Regions from separate parts of the Mus musculus genome. Here region 2 is linked to region 1. The links are chromatin loops, found by intact Hi-C in ENCODE. Cell type or tissue: gastrocnemius. All regions are shown on one strand.

Region 1 (8,000 bases):
CAGAGTGCAGCAGACCTTATAAAAAGCCCACGTTCAAGGGAAAGTTCTAAGTTTACATGAGGCTTCTGTGTTCGGCTTTTGTGCTCACAGTGGTCCCAGCTGATGAAAAGCCCCCAGGCCTGATGCTGCCCCACCCCGGAAACGGCCGTGGCCCCCACCAGGCCTTTCAGAGTTGCTCAGCTCCTAGAGTGGCTGCAGGAGGCTGCAGGAGTTTAGCGCTGACTGCTCAGCTCTTGCAGCAGGACGCCCAAACTCCACAGCCCCCATCTTCTTAACAGAGCAGGAATGGAAGGGTGGAAGGTGGAGGGAGAGGGTGGAGGGCGGAGGTTACTCCTCAGCAGAGCCCCTCTGCCACTGGCAGGTGACACTGCAGCCACCAGCACAGCACTCAGTGGGGCTCATTCCCAGTGCTGCCGACAGGACTCCCGTCTGGATTTATGACTTCCATAAAATATGTGCCTTGGTTTAAAAGACAACGAGAAAAACTAGACCTGGTAGCACAGGTCTGTAAACCGAGCACCCATGATGCTAAGCCAGGAAGATAGCCGTAAGATCAGCAGTAGCCTAGGCTACTGAATGATTTTCATCAAAAGCAAACCTAAAGGGGTGTAGGGCAGAGGCTAAAAACAATATCATCAACAACAAAAGAACCCTTTCACAAATATCTGCCTTATAAAACCTGGGAAACTGAAAATCATTATTTGCATTATCAAGTTATAAATGTAAGGATCTATTATTATTTTACAAAAAACTCCACATTTATAATCCGTACATTGTAGGCTAATATTTTTGTGCACTGTGTATAAGGTTGTCCTTGTGTTATTTAAATACTGATTTCTCTGCCCTCATGTCTTGTTTCAATCTGGACGCAGCATTGAAATGTGTACACCAAGAATCTCCTGTCTCAAGTTTGTGTAAGCAGTTCTTACCATCTATTCTCTGCCTTGTCACTAAATGCTGACCACCCAGTGGCTGGGCAGAAGGGAGAATAGGGTGGGATGTCTGCCAACCAGACGAAGGAGAGAAAGGAGAGAGAGGGGGAGATTCAGATCGGCTGGAGGGAGGATTTGAAGCCATGAGGAAGGGATCTGGAGAGAGATCATGGAAACACTCCTGGAGCCCAGAGAGCGAGAGTTGTAATCACATACAAATATCGTGGGGTGGGGTGGGAGGCCGCAGGTTAGCAAGGCGGTTACTGCTAACCTGAGAGTGATGCGCAGTTCTTGGTAAAGCAATACGGTTGTCAGATCTTTTCACTTGTTTACATTTATATTAAAAACAGTTCACTTAGAGTCCGTTTAAAATGTAGTGTACAAATGCAGACCAAGCACATAAAACAAACATAAACAAATCTAAGAATCCAGTGTATGCCGAAGACTTTATGTGTTCATTGCGATGCTGGAGGTCAGCCCTAGTACTTGGGAAACTGTCAGTGAGTCCCACTCCAGCCTGAGACTACATTTAAATACAACGTTGGTGCTATCAGGGTTTTTGTTGTTGGTCGTTGTTTTAAGGCAGATGTACCTGAAATAAGTGAATGTCTTGATTTGGACTTTATGAATCATGAAGCAAAAACAGCTTTCACTCAATTCATTTTTTTCTTTGCATGGCATTCTAGAGGGGGGAAAATGCACCCAAAGGTGGGTGTGCAGGTTCAAGGATGTGCTGGTGTGTGGGTGTGTGGGTGCAAGGATGTGTTGGTGTGGAGGTGTGCAGGCACACTCTGAAATACAAGCACCTGAGGCCAAGACACAAGGAATAGTTTGAAAACAGCCTTGGCTATCTAGTACAACTGTGTCTCAAGAAATAACAGCAAAGCACAACTAGAATTCCATCTGGAGACCTAGATGTCCCGTTTCCAGAAATGGCTGTTATCGCCTCTTTGCCTTCTTCCGGGTGCTCTCGGAGCTTCATCCCTGGTCCAGTTGTGTGCCCGCCTTTGAAATGGACTTTGCAAGTTACCTGCTGCTGGAATGCCCCATGTGATTTCCCCAGGTTTGTGATGATTCCTGGCTCAAATACACAAGGCCCGGCATTGAGACCAAAGCCTGGGCTTCTCCCGTTCCAGTTATCCAACGTCTTGTCAGCTTTGGCAGCAGCGAGCTTTAATCCATTACATGTTTCTCTTTGCAGTGAGGAAGTGGCGTGTGAAAAATGCCCTGGGAGCCTTGGGCCAGTGGCAGCTTGAAGTGGGAGAGCCAGTGCCCTCAGGAGCTGGGAGCCTGGGATCCGAGCTCATCAAAGAAAGTAATGCCAATGTATGTCTGTTTGTCCAGGGTCTTACGGGGATTGGGAGGAGACTCCTGACCCCTAAGGGCAGGGTCTATAATTTGTTCACCTTATATATACTATGCCCACCTAGCCACAGTAGGTTTGTGTGTACATCTGAAGGGTCTGTCACAGCCTCAGCAGCTGCTTCAGGTGGGGGGCCATGGAGAAGAGCAGAGGAGCTTCCTGTTTGACTCTGGGAGGAGTTTAGGGATGGGGAGGAGCCAAGCCTTTGTACCTTTCCCCATGAATGGTCCTTGATAGGCTGGGCATCATACCACAAGCCTATAATCCCAGCACTGGGGAGGTGGAGGCTGGAGAGCCAAAAGGTCATCTTCCTACACAGTGAGTCCAAGGCCAACCTGGGCTGATTTGCTTTTCATAGCCCATCTTCATGCGCAAGGACACCAAAACAAGTTTCCAGTGGCGGATTCGAAATCTCCCCTACCCGAAGGATGTGTATAGTGTGTCTGTGGCCCAGAAGGAGCGCTGCGTCATTGTTAGAACGACAAACAAAAAGTGAGTAGGGTGGTGGGCGCCTGTTTACTGTGTGCGGAGAGGAGTGGATTGGAGTGAGCGCTCAGGCTGCTCCGTATCTGGGAGGCGGGTGCTCAGAGTAACCAGCTAACTGTGCGGCTCCATCGAGGCAGCAGAACTCAGCCAGTGTCTGATTTCCTAGGTGGCATATGCTGGGCCTCACAAGACTGTTGTTGAACAACGAGTGAGGAGTAATCACATAGCCATTACTTGTAGTCTCTGGTAGTTTTACTCTAAGGTTGTTATGTCCTTGGTCTGGTGAGCTTGGCTTGGTGACATCACTGCATTGGCAGGGAGTCACGTCCTGGAAGGTACACCTGCTTGCCTTGGTGGCAATTTGAGACTTTAAGTCTCAGACAATGAGGTAGTAAACCCCCGTCCCTCCCCAGACTGAGAGAAAGTGGGCAGACGTTGGGCTCTCCGAAATCTCTGCGATGGCGTTTCAGATTCTCTCTGTGGTCTGCTGGGTGAAGGCAGTGGGTGGTCAGGTTTGAGAGGAGATGGCCGGGGTGGGATCACATTTTGTTTCTGCCGCTCTGGCTCATCACAGTGGAAGAGCCTGGCAATGAATCTGTTTCAGCCTGATCGAGAAAGAGGGTGTGGCCACCTCCACCCTGGGGCTTCATTTTGTTTCTGTTTTATCTTCTTATCCACAAGCTGCCAAACTGGCCAGCTTGATGCTCGGGTGCAGAGCCTAGCCCCATGGGCCACTGTATCATTTACCACACTCTCCTTCAGGTGGTGTGGTAGGTACAGTCTCCGTTCCCCTAAGAGGCCTGCCTACAGGGAAGTGGGGAGTGTGGTGGTGGGGAACCTCCACCCACCTCCAGCGCAGCCCTGAGTCCTGTCCTCCTCTTAGCACCCCACACCCTGTCATTTTGGCAGGGTTAAAGGGACAAGGGAAAGGGAGAGATGAATGAATTAATTTCAGGATTATTGCTGTACACGCAGCCAGCAGCCCCTGTAGTGGACCTTGTCTATAAATACAGAGTCATAATAATAAGGGTTTACGTTTATAAAGTGCGCTGAAGTCCTAAGATAAAAGGCCGTTTATTCCCGTTATTGTTCTCATCATTAACAGGAGTCAGTGCCTAAAGTGGAATTTAGCAATTTCAGACAACAGAGAAATTGCCTGTAGGAAAACAAACTCCATGCTTCAGCAAGCATTCCCTGGCGGGAGAGGCCCTGGGTCCAAACTGGGAACAAAAGTGCTTCTGATAGCACTTGAATCTGCGGCTTAGCACTTTGTGGAGCTGGCTGCTGCCTCCTTTTCATCCCCCAGAGGTCACTGTCGAATACAGATATCAGACAGAAATGTGATTACAAGCGAGTGCTACAAGAAAGGCTAGCTAGCTCACCAAAAAAATTCATCTGTGAGCAGATCCTCTGGGCCCCATCTCCTGCACACATATACCGTATATACCGTAGGTGGCGCTGTTGGCCAGGGGCTCTGTAGCTAGTGGGGCATTCCAGCACCCAGTGGCACCCAGTGGCGGGGACTGGGGACATTGCAGAGATGCTGGTGGAGGCAAGGTAGGATGGGAGTGCTATCCTGGAGGGGTGGGCTTCCCACAAAGGGGAATGGTATTTTAGTGCTCACTTTGAGACTGAGTTTCTGAGCCCTAACCAGGCTCAGCCCTGCCCCCTGCAGGTCCATCAGATAGGAAGCTAGAGAGGCGGCCAGATGTGACCTATGCTTTCAACAAAGCACAATAGTGTTTTTATATGTGCAGGGTCTAATTTTTTTTCAGAATACTTTAAAAATCTCTTTCCTGGTCATCATATCATCCACAGCAGACATGCAGTGTATGAATAGATGTAGAAAGGCATGTAAGAAGTCGGCACCACATGACCTGTGCAGAGAAGAATGTGGCCTCCTTGCTGAGCACCTGGGCATCTGTAACACACCCCACCATGGCACTTTCCTTCCCCTGGCGCTGTGCCCTCATTTTAGTATTCCAGCATGCAGTTCCCAGCCAAAGCTGCAGCTGCCTTGCTGGTATCTGCCTGGCCCCTGGAGAATGTGGTTAGCCACTTGTTTAAAGAAGTGATTTCAGGGTCCTGTGGTGGTCCTCCGCCTCAGTATTGCTAGGATGGGCTGGGGAAGGAAGGAACTGTTTCTACATGATTCTGGTGTGGTACATCTGGTCCCGATAAGACCTCAGCCTGGAAGCTGGCAGCTGTTAAGGGGAAAGATGGAGTGTGCTGGACTAGGAAGATGCTGGCTTAAATCTAGCCTCTGCCATGTGACTGTGGTATTTAGGCCAGCTTCTCACGTAGGAGAACGGTGCTTATACTACCTCAACGATTGTTTGAGGAATTTGACAATATCAGATACCTGCGTGCTCCCTGTCCTGTGGTCAAGGTGCCAAAGCATGGGATCTGAAGAAAGCCTGGCTAACTGCACTCACTGTATGGTGATGATGCTGTGACAGCCCTAGAAGCCAGGACTCGGTGGTCAGATAACTTGCACACCGCCAGACTCACTTGAGTGTGGGCCTGTACATTATGACTCTGGGAGTGGCAGGAAGTAGGGCTGCCATGTGCCCGGGACAGGAAGTAGGGCTGCAGCAGCTCTCGGGCTGAAGCCCTCTTTGGTTACCCGCCAAGCCCTTGTGCAGGCTGGAGGAGCGTGGGGCAGCGCGCATGGACCTTTCCTCAGCAGCCCCGCTCTTGCCTCAGCCCTCCCTCAGGGATGTTCACTGAGCCTGCAAAGGGAAGGGACCGGTGAGGGGGTCACAGGGAATACAAGCAAAGCAGGCCGAGAAGGCACTCTGACTGTGTCAGAAGCACGGTGGGTTCCTCTCATCCAGGCCCTGGGGACAGTTCAAGTTCAGTTATTGTTGCAGCAAACCCTGAGTAGGTGAGGTGGGGTGGCTGTGCATGGGGGAACCCGGAAGGTACTGCACTTTAAGGAGTTGTTGAACCTCACCCAGTGTTTGCGCTGCTGGCACTGGCTGCCTCCGCTTCCCAGACTCGTGGCAGGGGTAGGTTAAGGAAGGGGTCGACGTCCCCGGGATCCTGAGGTTGCCTGGGATGGGGACAAACCTTGGGCTGCTTCTCCTTCATTGGCCCCTCCTGGGAGTGGGTGTGGAAGGCGCTTCTCTGTTGGTTCTGCTTTCTGTGTATATTTGCCAGGAAGATGTTAACACTTCCTACCCGGCCTTTGTGTTCACCTAATCTCTGCTGTTTAACCTTTGACCCTCTGCTATTATCAGCGTCTGCCACCTTTGCTGGCCAGACCAGGGCCCCAGGAAAAGCCCTCGCTCAGCCTGTTGGCTAGGAAGAGGATGAAGCAGGCATTCCACCCTGTTGCAGGCAGATGGATCGCCTTTCCCTGGGGCAGAGCTTTGGAAAGGAAAGAAACTTGCGGTACCATTAGGGTCCCCCGCCCCCACTCCTTTTGAACTGTCAGTCTTTAAGTAAACATTCTTTTCCTGCGTTGGGTCCCAGCACTTGTGGGGAGAGGGGAACCTGGGAAGAGACCCCCCCCCCCAAGCCTCTTCTGAACTGAGGGATTTGGGCAGGGAGGACAGGCCAGAAGTGCTGCATTGATGTCAACTCTCTGAGTCCCTGGGGCATCAGGGCTTTTGAAGTGGACTCAGTGTAGCTGTCACCACAAGGGCCAGGACCCTCTGAAGTATTGAAAGCCATTCTCTCTGGGCCCAGCTCTTAAGCATGTTGTACCTGCCTAAGGCATTTCCCTCCTTGGCCCACACAGCCTCTCCCTCTGCAAAAAAGGGACCCCTTGTCCAAGTGAAGGCTCCGGCAGCCCCTGGCCAGTGCCCAGCCCACACAGCCACCAAGGAGACTGCCAAATGAGACTGTTTGAGAGGAAGGGCCTTTCCTTAGGCTCTGGTCTAATAAGTGTGTGGGGAAATCTCCGACCTCCCCCCAGCCTCCCCCATCCCCACCTCACCCTAACTCCTACAGCACTGACAACTGACCAGGGCAGCAGCAGCAGCGCCTCACCCCACTCTGCTGCATTTCCTCCAGGGAAGCCTGGGATCTGTGCTTGGTTGGTTTGGGTTTTACTCTATGTGAAAATGGAAGGCTGGAGTACTGAGGGCAGGAAAAGGGTCCAGGTCTGGGATCCAGGGTCCTTTAGCGTCATAGCTCGTCTCCCTGGGGAGATAGATGGCTCTGTGTGCTGTGCTTTCCCTCTGAGAAGGCCCCCTGAGGCTTGGGGTGCTCTTTGTGTAGTTGGGAGTTCCCGCCCTGCATGGGGAGCCCCTCTGCCCCTGGTTCTGCTCACCGTTGGCTCTGAGGCCACTACCGTTCTTTTAGAACCTCAGACTCAACCAGGCCTTTCTGCAGGCTCTCCCTGTTTCCTCTCGAGCTTTACAGAAAATGGGGGAGAGCTGTGGAGGGCCTAGTGTCTCCCGACTGTCGGGGTCGCTGTGCTGGTTCCTCAGCAGCCTCTTGTGTCCCCACAGGTACTACAAGAAGTTCTCCATCCCTGACCTAGACAGACACCAGCTTCCTCTAGAGGATTCTGCGTTGAGCTTTGCGCACGCCAACTGCACCCTGATAATCTCTGTAAGGTTTGCCCAGACTTGGCATCAGGAAGAAGTTTCTCATCCCTCTCCCACGTCCCAGGATCCAAGCATCCCAAACACTTAGTGTGCTTGTTAGAGAACCGGCATCTCCTATTCATCTGGGGGGGGGGGGTGCAGGAGGAGACCAAGAGAGAGCCACACCCCAAAGCTCTCGAGGTGGGGCAGTGGTGGTAATCACAAGCCTTAAGTTGTCACCTTGGTCTTCCCCTCCCCAGCCACAGGAGCTGAGGAAGTCCTTCAGACCCGGCACGCCTAGGTTTCCTCCCATACAAGGAGGCTCTTGGAGAGCCAGAGTGAGAGTGTGGAGGGAGAATCTAGTAACTGAGTTATGGTTTCTCCCTGGTTCCCTCCACAGTATCAGAAGCCAAAGGAGGTCATGGCGGCTGAGTCAGAGTTACAGAAGGAGTTAAAGAAGGTAAAGACGGCCCACGGCAGTGCTGGGGACTGTAAGACGCAGTAGCTGTCCTGAGCCTTGCACCTCCAGTGAGGAGGAAACTGTGAGACTTCCGGCGTGGGTTTTATGGCGCGGGCAGCCTCTTCTCTTCTAAGAACTACAGAGCCCCTAGAACTGGCTCGTGGGGAACAGCTTGCTTCCACCTGTGGCTCTGTTCCTGAGTAAAGTCATTTGCAGTTGCT
Region 2 (8,000 bases), 55 kb after region 1:
GAAAGATATACTTCAGCAGGTTGGTGGTGGCATCTACCACACACAGCACACAGCAAACCCTGTAGCTGTTGGAACAAACACCCTGCTCTCCCAGTACCAGCATCCACAGCCAAGCAGTGTCCAGAGCTGGCTTTCCTTCCAGCCTCACCCTCACCTCTGGGAGAAATGAAGCAAGAAGGAACAGCTTCTCCATCAAACCCCCCAGAGGCCACAACTCACTTTACAAACTTGAATTGGTACATTTCATGCAGACTTGGACTAATCCCCCACAAAACAAACAGGCCGCCACAGTGCACAAAATGATATTGTATATTTAATAACACGGCTAAGTCAAGTCTCTACACCTATACCACTCATATATTTCCCTGATGACAGAAGCAGGAGAGAAGGGATTAAAACCCAAGAGTGTGGGGAAACCTTTCTGACCACAGGCGCTCACACGGCAGTGGTGGTGTCCACAGAGGCAAGGGCTCTCTCTACCCAGTGCCTTTTTTCACTTCGGGGAAGTAGGCATGGCGTCTGCAGAGAAAAAAAGAGCTACAAGATGCTCTCCCTTCTCCTTTCAGGCAGACATAAGATTCATTTCATCACAGGCCCCAAGTGTAGATGGAGGCATCCAGACAACCAAAGCCCTAAGTGTCTGCGTGCTCCTGGAATAGCAGAAGCATGTACCTAAGTGAGCCCAGGTCTTTCTCATAGGTGGCCTTCCTCACCATGACCTGTGTCAATTCTGGACTCCAACGAGTGTTTTCAGGTTCTCAAAGAGCCTTTCAAGGGGCCTGGAACTGGAGCAAGTGCATGCTGGGATTGAGCCTGGGTCCTCTGGAAGAGCAGCCAGGGCTCTTACCTGCTAAGCTATCTCTCCAGTCTACTTTTAATGGGGAATAAAGTCTTGTAAATAGTATTGTATAGGGGTAGGGATGGTGGTACAGGCCTTTAATCCCAGTATTGGGAGACAGAAATAGGTGTACCTCTGTGAGTTTGAGGTCAGCCTGGTCTACATAGTGAGTTCCAGGCTAGCCAGAAATAAATACTGAGACCCTGCCTCAAAAACACCAAATATAAAATTTAAAATAAAGGGGGAAAAGAGCTTTGTATTTACTAACTTCACTCAGGTAAGAAGTATTATTTAAATAGTAATAAATATATTAATCTGTATTAACTCATAGGAAGGTATTAAGAATTCACAGTGATCTTAGAAGCTATATCTGAGACCATGTATAATGTGTTTCTAGGGGCTGGAGAGAGGTGGCTCAGAGGTTAACAGCACTAACTGCTCTTCCAGAGGTCCTAAGTTCAATTCCTCAATTCCCAGCAACCACATGGTGGCTTACAACCACCTGTAATAGGATCTGATGCCCTCTTCTGGTGTATCTGAAGTCAGTGAATATATGTGTGTATGTGTGTGTGTGTGTGTGTGTGTGTGTGTGTGTGTGTGTGTGTGTGTGTGTGTGTATGTATATGTATATGTATATTGTGGCTATATATATTAAATTTTTTTAAAATTATGTGTCTGCCACACAACTGTGGAAGACATAGACCATTTTGTTTCAAGAACATTGTGTGCCTTCTTTATGTCCTCTTGTTCACCCAACAGAGTCAGGTAGGAAACTCTTATATGGAGCAGGGCCTCATTTCATAAGAGCTGAGTCTTGACAACAGGGTAAGAAGGGTGGGTGGGCTCGCAGGAAGCAAAGGGAAAAGCCCTTGCCTGCCTGCCACCTGCCTCTGAAGCCTGCTGTTCCTTTTAGTTTTTGTTTTGTTTTGTTTGTTTGTTTGTTTGTTTGTTTGAGTAAACATAGCTTTGAGATATGTGGGGGCCAGGAGGGCGGTGCTCACCTTTTACCTCAGCACTTGAGAGGCAGAAGCAGACAGAACTCTGAGTTCAAGGCTGGGCTGGTCTACACAGTGAGTTCCAGGACAGATTACACAGAAAAAGCCTGTCTCAAAAATAAAAAATAAAACAAATATATCCTTGAGCACATAACTGCTATTAAATATCACCTCTACAATTGTTTGCAAATTAAAAATTCAAAGTCACAGAAACAAAAGGTGATACTTAGAGCCAGGTCAGAATCTCTGCTTTCTATTGGTCAGAAGCACCTCATATTAAGCCTGGAGTTTTGGGGCCCATATTTTATGCTAAAAGTTCCTGGGTACAAACACATGAAAAGAAGGGGAAACTTAGAAACAAAGAACATCATCAACAAAGTGCACAGGACCGACTGTTTAACAGGAGAAAGACGCTCACTGAGAAGGAAGCGAAGCATCGAGGGAAGCGAAGCGCCTGTCCTCAGAGGACAGTGGCTGCTCACAACCCCTCACGTTGCCAACTCAGTGACCGACAAACACATTCAGCAGGAACAGTGGCAGGGAGGTGACAGAAGGCAGCCAGTGAGGATCACTTCAAAGGAAGAGGACAGGGAAGAGAGATTCCCATGGAGATGCCACCTCAAGCAAACTACAAAAGAACCATGCACCTCCTGGGAGGCAGAAGGACCAGGGAAGCCCAAGCTTGGAAGCACTAAGCACATGCTGCACTAGATAAGACGCTGAGGGAGTGCCTCGAAGCTGAGAGCTGGAGCTTCAAAGAAAAGACAGGCGTTGCTCTGCAGCACTGGCTGACCTGGCACTCACAGAAATCCACCTGCCTCTTCCTCCAGAGTACTAGGAAAAGGCAGGCTCTACCATGCCCACCTGGAGAGCTTGCTTTTTTTTTTTTTTGAGACAGGGTTTCTCTGTGTAGCCTTGGCAGTCCTGGAACTCGCTCTGTACACCAGGCTGGCCTCGAACTCACAGATATCTGCCTGCCTCTGCCTCCCAATGCAGGGATTAAAGGTGTGTGCTGCCACTACCAGGCTTAGAGAAATTTTTTTTGGTGTGTTTTTATTTATTTATTTACTTATTTAAAGACTCAAAGTCATGGACAAAGTGGAGAGACATGGACCTAATAATACAGTATAGAGATCCTAGCCCATATATTTCTAAATACAAAAAGGGGGGGACAATAAAACCCTAGCACATGCCCTAGATGGCTAGTGTGAAGTCAGAATGTCCAGCACAAGCTTTTTTAGAAGAGAATTCAACTTGAGTTCTATCCCTGGGACCTACATGGTGAAAGGGCAGAAATAATTCCTGAAGGTTGTCCTCTGCCTTCTACATGTGCAACCAAGGCACAAAGGCATGTGAGCATGCACGCACGCGCGCGCGCGCGCACACACACACACACACACACACACACACACAAATAAATGAAAGAACGAATGCAAGTTTTTTAAGCTAGAGTCTGCAGGCATGGTGGCACGCATCTTGAATCTCAGACCTGGGGAGGCACATGTAGACAGATCTCTGTGAGCTCCAGGCCAGCTACAGAGTGAGAAGCTGTCTCAGAAACAAAATAAACAAAAACAGAGTTTAAGCCATCGTTTGTGAAATTAAGGAAAAAGCCATATCAAATAACTCGACAGTTAACACTAAACAGTCAGCCAACACGGGGCAAAAGAGTCATCCAGGGCAAGGAAAATATAGCAAGGAAACTGAAGGAGATGTGAGGAGAGCAGAAAAGAGCCAAGAAAGGCCACACAGAGAGAGCGCTGCACAGAGTGTGGTACGTACATCACAGTAACGCAAGTATTAGAAAGTCACACTCTTACTCATGGTCCAAGTTATGGCCAAGACCCTCAACTTGGCTTACTGTCATCTCAAATCAAATTCCTTTCTCAACTTCTCTTATTGACACCATCTGTAATAGGTGCTATGTGGTCTTTTCTCTTGAGAAGTAACCTAGCGTTCTCCAGAGGATGTGGCTAGAGTAGAAGTCTCTAAGGCTGGGGTGCAGGGGACAGCCTGCCCACACCTCCATGTACTGAGTGCACGGACAATCTCTAGCCCAGAGCCCCTTCACCAGCAAGCTGCTCTTGTCCCCTGATGCCAGCACATTTGTCACTCACTTCTCTCTAGTCCCACACACAAGCCTGGCTGACAGGCTTTCAGAAAGGTGGCATTTGGGAGAAACTGCCAAGGAGACAAAGCTGGCTGGCTCCATTTTTCCACCCAGAACTCCCCATACACTTAGCTTCCCTCTGGTCACTGGTTGTCCCTTTCCTCTTTCCTAAGATGCTGGAATGATTTGTTCTGAAAAGTGACAGGTTTATAGGTTAGCCGACACCTCTGCTCTGTGGAATTTTAATTAACTTCTCCCGTCGTCAATATGCTAAGGAATGGGGTCTCCATTCTCTAAGGTCAGCAATGTGTTTCAGGTCCTGCTATATCAGCCGTCAAATTGAAGAATTAATGACGTGGCTAATCGGCTCTAATTCTTAGGAAGAAAGAAATTGAAAGGGAGTTGTGGAAGAGAGCAAGAGGAGAGCTACAGGCTCCATGAAGTGAGGAGAAAGAGGCTGAAGGGGGCTGAGCAAAAGGGGCACCAACCTGTTTATAAAAACAAGTGACTGAGGTGGTGGAGGTGGTGGCCCTCTAACTTTCCCAATTCCACTCAGGTGGGATGAGAGAGGCATCAGGAAAGAGCAGGAAGACAGACTCTACTAACTTCTAAGATAGTTCAAGTATAGAAAAGTCTCTAAATGCCCCTGGAAGGAGAGAGGCCTCCTTGGTTCAGGATAGCCCAGACAGGAGCTGGAGCGATGCCTCATCAGCTAAGAGCACTGACTGAACTTCTAAAGGACCTAGGTTTGATCCCCAGCAGCCACATGGTGGCTATAGCCATCTGAGCTCCAGTCCCAACACCCCCTGGTGGCCTCTAGGGACAGTGTATATATGTGATGCACAGATGTGTGTGTGTGTGTGTGTGTGTACATACATACAAAACACCCATACACACAAAGCAATAGAAAATCTTTTAAAAGCCTGGATACAAAGCACACGATGCACTGAACGACACTGTCTACATGAAACTCAACAGTAGGTACAGTGACTATATGCCAATAAAATGTTTTTTAATAACAATTAATAGCCAAAAAGCAGCAATTTTTCAATACAGGACTTCTTTGTGTAGCTCTGGCTGTCCTGGAACTGCAGACGAGGATGGCCTCAAACTCACAGAGATCTGCCTGCTGCTGCCTCCTGAGTGCAGGGATCAAAGGTGTGCACCACTTACTACCTGGCCAGTTTTACTTTTTATTTTTATTTTGCATACTTTGCTTTGTTTTTGAGTCAGGGTCTTACTCTGTGTCCTAGGCTGGCTGATGCTTATAGCCCAAACTGGCCTTAAATACATGGGTAATGTTTCCTGCCTCAGCCTCCCAGGTACAGGGATTACAGGCATGAGCCAACACACCTGGCTAGTTAAAGCAGAAGAAATAACTGCATTTTGGCGTAATCCTGGCCATTGGGAAGCTGAGGCAGGAAGCTCTAGCTCACGGCCAGTCTGGGCTGTATAATCAGTTCTGGACAAGCCCTAGCTACACAGCAAGACTTATTTTGATTCTGGTTTTAGGGGTTTGTTTGTTTGTTTGTTTGTTTGTTTGTTTTAAAGAGTTGTGGACTGGAGAGATGGGGAGAGATGCTCTTCCAGAGAACCTGTGTTTGATTCTTGACACCCACACAGTGGCTCAAAACCATCTGTAGCTACAGTTCCAGATTCAGCACCCTCTCTGGTCTCCAGAGAACCAGGCGCATGAACAGGAGCATGCACGGCGAACTACCACAGACATCAAATAATAAAACTGAGCTGCCCTTCCACAAAGTTGCCACTGTTTCTGCTCCTCTCCATATATGGATGCGGCCCAGTTGGCAGACCCCAAACCTCTCCTCCTCTCCTGATACCCAGAGCCTGTAAGGGATACACCAGAAGACATTTTCAGGGAACAAAGCAGAAGTGAGTCACAACAGCAGGCTAGCTGCTGTCCTTGCCTCTCAGGTATACTGAGAAGCCTCTGCGTTGGAGCAACCCCAGAGGACATCTGCTCCAGAAAGGTAACACTGCCCTTAGCTATAGCCAGTATGTAGCTTTCTCTTAACATTTCTGGTCAGATGCTTAGGAAAGGTTATCGCAATTCCAAAGTATAGTGAAAGACCCAAAGACTTAAAGTCTCTGGAGAATGTTTAAATCCCCAGGAGAGTGGTTCATAGCAACCTAGAATACACTAGTGAAAAAACTTCTAGCTTATCTGACCTAATAAAATGAAACCATTCTTGAATGAGATAAAAACCAAACACGTCTCCCTTACCTGAGTAATGGGCTGATAGCAATGGACCAGACTCGGTCTTCGGTCTGGATGGTGTGTAAGCACTGCCCCAGCCGGCCCGAGGCCAGAGGCCATACCTGGAAACAGGAGAGGAAATGCGCTTGTTGGCATTGCCTGGGCTGAGGAGGAAGAAGCCAACACCATGTGGGAAGAGTGAGACTGAGGAACTGGGGAACAGAGAATCCTTTCTGTCCTGAAGACAGAGAGAGCCAGGGTCTGAGCAGAGGGGCCTCTTCAGCTTCTCGTTCAGCTGCCACAGAGACGGGCCTTACTTCCTGCCCCAACCACCAACCTTTACCCTGCGAGTCCCTCTTCCTCCCAGGCTATGAGAGGTTACAGAGCCCTGCGTGAGATTCAACTGAGGAAATGCAGATGGAAGCCTCCTGCCTCTCTCAGAAACTTCCTTGTTTGTGACTCTTCCCTTCTCCTATCTTTCACCAAAACTTTACTTTAGGCACATAGAGAGCTGCGGGAAGACCAAGGCACAGTGTGGGGGGGAGACATGTATACTATTAGAGGAGTAAGAAGAAAACTGCAAAACAAGGAGAGAATGGGAACAAGACTTCAAAGTGAGAGGGGGTGTTGCTGTTTGTTTGTTCATAATGCCCAGGATCCAAAGGTATTCGCGTCAGCAGGGAATTTTAGCACCTAGTGTCACCTAAAGTAGCAGAAAAGCTTAACTCTTTTAAGCTTCCATATCTCCACAGGTTAAAAATATTGCTTGGAGCCCACTATCTGGGCCCTATCAGTCAGGAATGCACATTAGCAGGCACTCTGGGCTTAACTCTAATCAACACTCCCGAGCCTCTCAGCACTCAGTGCATTTAGAAATCTCCCATTAACACAAGGCTCCCCCGCACCTCACCCTACCCCAGATGACACACACACAGGGACATAAGCCTCTAACCAAACAGAAGGGAAACCTCCAATGTACAGGGCTCTCCCCAGAGCAGCCACAGAGGGATCCCTCGGCAGCTAGAGGGATCAGTGACCTCTCAAGGTCCCTGCAGAGCTATAAGGGGAACACACCACACTCAGGCAGGACCTTAGATGGAAGAACTTAAGGAAACATTCCTTCAGTGTAAGGGGCAGTGATGGAATGGGGGTGGTCTTGCCTTCTTAGGATCACATGGTATCTCTTCCCTATAAAAGGAGAGAGTGTTTCTCAGAGTTTGTGGGTATGATGCAGTGGGGGTGGGGTAAGAGTAGGGGGAACTTTCCCCAAAACTAAGAAAAGAAATTTAACGAGAATATTCTGGATGAGAAGGGAACCAAAAAAAAAAAAAAAAAAAACAACAACAACAACAACAACAAAAAACCACCAACGAGGGCACATATCTCAGTATTTCCTGTAAGCCCAGGATTCTAGCATCTGCCTTGCCCTTAGCAGCCAAACCCTTTGGTAATAACTAGATGCCCTTCTGGTTTCTTCCTTTAGACTGCCCAGCTTGGAAGAGACCTTTGCCTTTTCTGAACTCCCTCAGAGTCAGGTTCGTGCTTGTGTGGTGAAGAGGGCCCTCCTGATTTACATAATCTCCAGGACAGCCTAAACATGTGTTCTAGTAGCTTCTGTGGAGACGGCTGGTAGTAACTGAGAGCCCTCAAACTACAGATTAATGTTCCTGATCTTCAGGAGTGAATCAGGAAGTACACTGCCAATTCCAAGCATCAGTTAGGAGTGGCAGCCTGTCTCTGTAGCACAGCATCCTGTGGCAACAAGAGTGTCCTGGCACCTGAGCGACAGGAGTTGACATAATAAACATGTGGTCAGATCTTTACTATCAGTGAAACGGA

The links. Hi-C counts contacts between places; a loop is a spot of excess contacts. Peaks named below come from ENCODE experiments on the same cell type or tissue, not always from the same donor. Only the 100,000 strongest peaks of a DNase experiment are listed, where the experiment ranks them.
Region 2: it touches region 1 in a loop (2.0-fold over the local background); 6 of 42 quality-filtered maps call a loop at or near these places.

The regions. Positions count from the first base shown.
Region 1 is chr19:45,569,752-45,577,751 of GRCm38, forward strand. Dpcd (deleted in primary ciliary dyskinesia) reads left to right here. Exons shown (of 6, transcript NM_172639.3): 3 at 2,134-2,258; 4 at 2,654-2,787; 5 at 7,242-7,344; 6 at 7,720-8,000. The coding sequence ends at 7,824. Among named protein-coding and RNA genes, the nearest start is that of Dpcd, 13 kb to the left of the region's middle. In gastrocnemius, CTCF peaks have their summits at 4,273 and 4,477 (motif pointing left); DNase peaks (open chromatin) are centred at 4,257 and 4,725; H3K4me3 peaks cover 355 bases; H3K27ac peaks cover 647 bases.
Region 2 is chr19:45,624,677-45,632,676 of GRCm38, forward strand. Fbxw4 (F-box and WD-40 domain protein 4) reads right to left here. Exons shown (of 9, transcript NM_013907.2): 5 at 6,189-6,283. Among named protein-coding and RNA genes, the nearest start is that of Fbxw4, 32 kb to the right of the region's middle. In gastrocnemius, a CTCF peak has its summit at 4,725 (motif pointing left); no DNase peak of the experiment used is centred here.